Regions from separate parts of the Homo sapiens genome. Here region 2 is linked to region 1. A link is a loop called in an ENCODE intact Hi-C map of the cell type or tissue named here. Cell type or tissue: mammary epithelial cell. All regions are shown on one strand. Each heading gives the region's core, and the rest is flanking DNA. Links, peaks and the distances in the headings are about the cores only. Region 1 has its middle 33 kb from the start of KIFC3. Region 2 overlaps KIFC3 (kinesin family member C3).

Region 1 (2,905 bases), core at 156-2,655:
GCTGGAGTGCAATGGCATGATCTAGGCTCAAGTTCTGCCTCCCGGGTTCAAGCAATTCTCCTGCCTCAGCCTCCTGAGTAGCTGGGATTACAGGCGCGTGCCACCACGCCCGGCTACTTTTTTGTATTTTTAGTAGAGACAGGGTTTCACCGTGTTAGCCAGGATGGTCTCTACCTCCTGACCTCATGATCTGCCCGCTCGGCCTCCCAAAGTGCTGGGATTACAGGCGTGAGCCACCGCGCCCCGGGAATGCATTTATTTTTAAAGTAATATACATACTATAGCTTAGCAACACATTATCAAATAAATTATTTGATGAAAAATTGCAAAAGTTACCATCTGTGAAAATAATCTCCCAGTATTGTTTCTTAGTGGACCTCTCCTGGTCTTAACTATTCTAGGCTGGGAAACATTGGTTTGTCCCTGAGCAAACTGCACTCCCTGACATTTTTTGAACATTAAAAAAATTATCACAAAAGTTTTACACATTATACAATTCATTAATTATTCAGTAAACTCTTCACCTTGATCCTTTTTTCAAAGTGTTAAAATTCTGAAGTCTCTGTAAAATAAAAATACCTTTAAATTTTTATTTATTTATTATTTTATTATTTTTAGAGACAGGTTCTCGCTCTGTTGCCCAGGCTGCAGTGCAGTGGTACCATTATGGCTCACTGTAGCCTCAACCCCCTGGACTCAAGCAATCCTCCCACCTCAGCCTCCTGAATAGCTAGGATTATAGGCACACGTCACAAGTCCAGCTAATTTTTTTATTTTTTATTTTTGTAGAGACCGGGTCTCACTATATTGGCCAGGTTGGTCTTAAACTCCTGACCTCAAGCAATCCCCTTGCCTCAGCCTCCCAAAGTGTTGGGATTACAGGCATGAGCCACTGTGCCCTGCAAAAATACCTTTAGGTGCCATTTGATTGAGTGTTACCTATTGGTGTCTCTACTGCATGCAACTCTGCAGAGGAAGCAATTCATGAGCTATGCTCAAACCTTTGTCATCACTGCTGCCAATAGCTTTTCCCAAGGAGGTAGATCTGAGAAACAGAGGGAGATCCTTGGACATGGTGGTAAAATTCAGGAGGAAAAAAAATGCAACAGAAAAGCTGCTTTCTTGTGCTTTCCTCTTTGCTAAGACTGGCTCCCTGCAGGCCCCTCCTTCTGTGAGTAAGAACGGAGGCGGGTTCTCTCTTTTGTTCTAGGTACAGTCATGGGAGAGATGCTGCCTCTTCCCCAAAGGCACAATAGCACCGATATTTGAAGAGTCAGTGATAGACGATTTCATCAGAAGGTTCTGGCAACAGAAACTACCAAACGACTTATTTTAAAAACAAAACAAAATGGAAAATATTAAAATCCAATCAGCTCATTGATCACCAGGGAGAAAGAAAATGAACATGTGTCTCTTGTACTCAGCCTGCTCTAAAATATGAAACTGGAATGTGTTTCAGAAAGCAACAAAGATGTGAGTATGGAATATTAAAGCACTATGATAATTTGATAGTACAATTTTCCTTTGTGGATTTCCTGTAGTGACCAATATTAATATAATAGGAGTGAACATCTACTGGGTACTTATTACATATTAGCATTTTCTATGGTATTTTATTAGGTTACAGAACAACCCAATGAGGAAAGTACTACTCTTGTCAGCCCTGTTTCATAGACTAGGAACAGAGGAACCGTGATTCACCCAAAGTTTTGAGTGATTCACCCAAAGTTTTGTGGCTAATAAAACTCCATTCCAGCCCAGGCGCAGTGGCTCATGCCTGTAATCCCAACACTTCGGGAGGCCGAGGCAGGCAGATCACTTGAGGTCAGGAGTTCAAGACCAGCCTGGCCAACATGGAGAAACCCTGTCTCTACTAAAAACATAAAAATTAGCCAGATATGGTGGCATGTGCCTGTAACCCTAGCTACTCAGGAGGCTAAGGCGTGAAAATGGCTTGAACCCAGGAGGCAGAGGTTGCAGTAAGCTGAGATTGTGCCACTGCACTCTAGCCTAGATGACAGAGTGAGACTACATCTCAGAAACAAAAAACAAACAAAAACTCCATTCCAGCCTGGGCGCCTCTCTCCAGGCCCTCACTTCCAACCCAGAACACACTAGATTCCAGAGGGAAACCCAGTCGCCAGCCTGAAGCTGGCATTCAGGTTGCCCTTCTCAGGGAACTCAAAGGGTGACGCAGGAATTTTCTCTGTTTTGCTTGTTTTGAGTCAGGGCCTCTGTCGCCCAGGCCAGAATGCAGTAGCAAGATCATGGGCTCACTGCAGCCTTGACCTTCCTGGGGTCTAGCGATCCTTCCACCTCAGGCTCCCAAATAGGTGGGACTACAGGCATTCCACTACACCCGGCTAATTTTTGTATTTTTGGTAGAAACAGGATTTCACCATGTTGCCCAGTCTGGTCTTGAACTCCTGGGCTCAAGAGATCCTCCCACCTCAGCCTCCCACAGTGCTGGCATTACAGGTTTGAGCCACTGTGCCTGGCCAGTGCAGGCATTTTCTCCTTGGCCCTTATCAGCTTGGTGGAGCTAAGAGCATTATTTTCTCCTGATGAAGAGCTAAGCCTCTGGGCAGAAGTTGAGCAGCCCAGGCAAGGTCAAGAAGGGAATGAATGGTAGACTTTCTGGTCTCAGGCTGCAAATTCCTTCTGTCTAATCGAACTACCCCAAAAGGCACAAAAAGAAAACAAAAATGTACCCTCTTGCTCCAAAACCATTCTCCTGGCTTTCTCAGCCCTTTATGGGACATCTCAGCCCTTTATGTATTTTTGTTCTTATTTTTTTGAGACAGGGTCTTGCTCTGTTGCGCAGGCTGGTGTATAGTGGTGCCATCATAGCTCACTGCAGCCTCGAAGTCCTGGGCTCATACAATCCTCCCACCTCAGCCTCCTG
Region 2 (2,862 bases), core at 363-2,862, 71 kb before region 1:
CCACTGCCCAGAAAGGCGCTCAGTCTCAGGGAGGCTGAGACCTGGGCTCTGTGGGTGGTAGAGAGGAGGCACAAGGAGGAGCGGGCCAGTGTCCTGGGGAAGGACGGGTGGGCCGGCCTTTCTAGAAGGAAACCTGGAGTCCCCACCCGGGACCTCGAGGCCCTGGGAGCCTGGCCCTCACCCCTCTTCTGATAGCACCTCTCACTCACTCTCTATTCCGGCCACAGGGGCCTCCTGGCTGGGCCTCAGGTGCCCCTGGCATGCTCTGGCCTCTTGGCCTCAGCCCTGCAGCTCCCTCTGCCCCGGGTACTCCTCTGACCGCCCCTTGGCCGGCTCCGTCATCTCCCTCAGGGAGGCTGCTCCCAAGATGCCCCCTCAGGGAGGCTGCTCCTTCGCCCAGCACCCCCAAATGCCCTGTCCCTCCCCCTAGTCAGTTCCGCATTCCTGGCTTTATTTTTCTCCCTGGCCTGACAGGACACTTGCTGATTTGTGTAGACCCTGCTGTCTCCCCACAGCCAGGTTGGCCCTGTGGGGAGGGCCCTCTGTGGGGGCAGGGACTGTTTGGGTCACAGCTGTGCCTGGCACGATGCCTGATACACCTTATGCATCAGCAGATACACTTGAGGATGAACGCTCTGATGTTCCTGGTGGTCACCTCAACACTAAGCAATCCCAAAGCAGAGCGGGGAGCCCAGAGGATGCCGCACACATCCCCTTCCTCCTCCTGCCTGGCCTGGCCTGCCCCCACTAACTAGTCTCACCAGTCCCAGAATCGAGGGAACAGCAGAGTCCAGATGGGAAATAAGAGGGCCGCCCAGCAGGCCTGGCTAGCCCCTTCCCCTGTCCAGACGCCACACCACCTGGCCTCCTCCTGACCTAGGGAATCAATCCCACAGCACCCCTCAGAGCCAGGGCTAGCTTTCCACTGCCCTCTGCCCACAGTCAAGATCCTTCCTAGTCTCAACGCCCCTCTCCCTGGCCTGCCACCTGCTCCACCACACCTGGGAGGGTGCCGGTGACGAGCAGGGAGAGGAAGCCTTGGCCTGGCCCCAGGGACCACCGGCAAGAGCTGGGCTCCCCACAACAGCCTTCATATGCCAGTCTTGCCCTGGGATCTCCTTGAGGACTGAGACCCGCCACTCATCCCAGATCCCCCAGGCCCGGCCCAAGGCAGCGGTAAAGCAGGAGTGTGCAGTGCACACTCAAGGTGAAATGCAGCCCTGGTCCTGAGAGAGGTCGGTGGCCTGCCCCAGACTCTGTCCCCAAGCCGAGATCCCTGTGATGATAGTCCCCCCTTGCCTCTCTCCCAGTCCTGCTGGGCCCATTGTGGGTGCCCTTGGGCAAGGGGGCCCCCTCTTAAGGCCTGGTGCCTCAGGGCTAACACAGATAACTACAGCCTCTGCTCCTGGGTTGTGAGGACCAAATGAGGCAAAACACACACTGCACAATACCCCAAGACCAATGAGGGAGCCCGCATTCCCTTCATGCTTCACTGTGAACCCCCACCCCATTGGGCAGCACCCACCTCCATCGTGTACGTCTTGCCGGCGCCCGTCTGGCCGTACGCAAAGATGCAGACATTGAAGCCATCAATGCAAGAGGTGACCAGGGCCTGCACCTCCTGGAACACCTGGGAGGGTGGTGGGAGGGAGGCTGGTGGGGGGGCTTCCAGGGCCGCTGGGACCACCAGCTACAAGTCCAGCCACCTCCCCAACCATGCTGTCCTTCAGCAACACCACATCACGTGTTACTGCAGTCACTCAGCTCACAATGATTCGTGACTCATGAGTCATACATTAGACAGTAGTGGGCAACCGGGCCGCCCAAAGACTGCAGGGAAGACAGGCCAGTGCCTGCTGCCCTTCCCCCAGCTCCTCCTGCTCTCTCTCAAAGAGTGCTCAGCACAAGGAAGGTGGAGGCCAGCACATGCCTGGGGCCTCTCTGGCCTGGGCCTGCCTGCCAGCCATCAGAGGATGGGGGCAAAGATAGAACCAGACATGAGAACAGGAGGGCACAGGCCTGGCAGGGCTGGCAGGTTGGTCTGGGCAGAGATAAGGGAAGAGTGGACACTGAGAACACATGGTTCTCATACAGCCTCAGGGGGTTGGGGGATTCCTAGGAAGGCCCAGGGGACTGATACAGGAGGGTATTCCCGGATGGGGAAGATGGGCAGGGTCATGAAGATGGATGGGGCCATGTGGGTGGCCATGGGGGTGGGAGGGGCTGTGATGGTGGGAGGGGCCTGAAAGTGGGTGAGGCCACATGGTGGGAAGATGGGAGGGGCCTGAGGGTGGGTGGGGCCATGCAGATGGGAGGAGCCACAGCATGAGGGTGGGATGGGCTGTGATGGTAGGAGGGGCCTTGGGAGTGGGCAGGGCCATGCAGTGGAAGGGGCCACCTGAATGGGAGGACCCAAAGCCATGGTGGTGGGAGGGGCTGTGGGTGAGGCCATGTGGTGGAAGGGGCTGTGGATATAGGAGGGGCCACATGGTGGGAGGAGCCACAGCTGAGAGAATGGAATGAGTTACGATAGTGGGAAGGGCCTCAAGGGTGGGCGGGGCCACACGGTAGAAGGGGCCTTGGGGACGGGAGGAACCACAGCCATGGGAGGGGATGGGCTGTGTCTGGATCTCTCCTTCCTAAGGAGGCTTTCAAGGGCTTCAGTCTTAACTTCCCACCCTCTTCTGTCCTCCAGAGGAAGGAGCAGGACCCTGGCTCCCCACTTCTGATTCCTGCACCCCCCACTCTTAACGCTTCTTCCTGCCCAGCGCCCCCGCTCCCTGTGAGTCCATCTTTCCCTCTCTCCCTTGCTTTCCCTTTCCCGCATGGGGCCACACTCACGTCCTGCTGCGAGGCCTGTGG

What was found. Peaks named below come from ENCODE experiments on the same cell type or tissue, not always from the same donor. Only the 100,000 strongest peaks of a DNase experiment are listed, where the experiment ranks them.
Region 2: it touches region 1 in a loop (3-fold over the local background); 3 of 110 quality-filtered maps call a loop at or near these places.

Annotation. Positions count from the first base shown.
Region 1 is chr16:57,833,913-57,836,817 of GRCh38, forward strand. It overlaps a transcript of KIFC3 not described here. Among named protein-coding and RNA genes, the nearest start is that of KIFC3, 33 kb to the left of the region's middle. RefSeq lists enhancers at 1,651-2,152, 2,153-2,652. In mammary epithelial cell, for the core only: no CTCF peak of the experiment used is centred there; DNase peaks (open chromatin) are centred at 1,219 and 1,709; H3K27ac peaks cover 1,367 bases.
Region 2 is chr16:57,762,618-57,765,479 of GRCh38, forward strand. It overlaps KIFC3 (kinesin family member C3), which reads right to left. Exons shown (of 20, transcript NM_001130100.2): 11 at 2,842-2,862; 12 at 1,526-1,630. Among named protein-coding and RNA genes, the nearest start is that of MIR6772, 8.3 kb to the right of the region's middle. In mammary epithelial cell, for the core only: no CTCF peak of the experiment used is centred there; a DNase peak (open chromatin) is centred at 1,834; H3K27ac peaks cover 375 bases.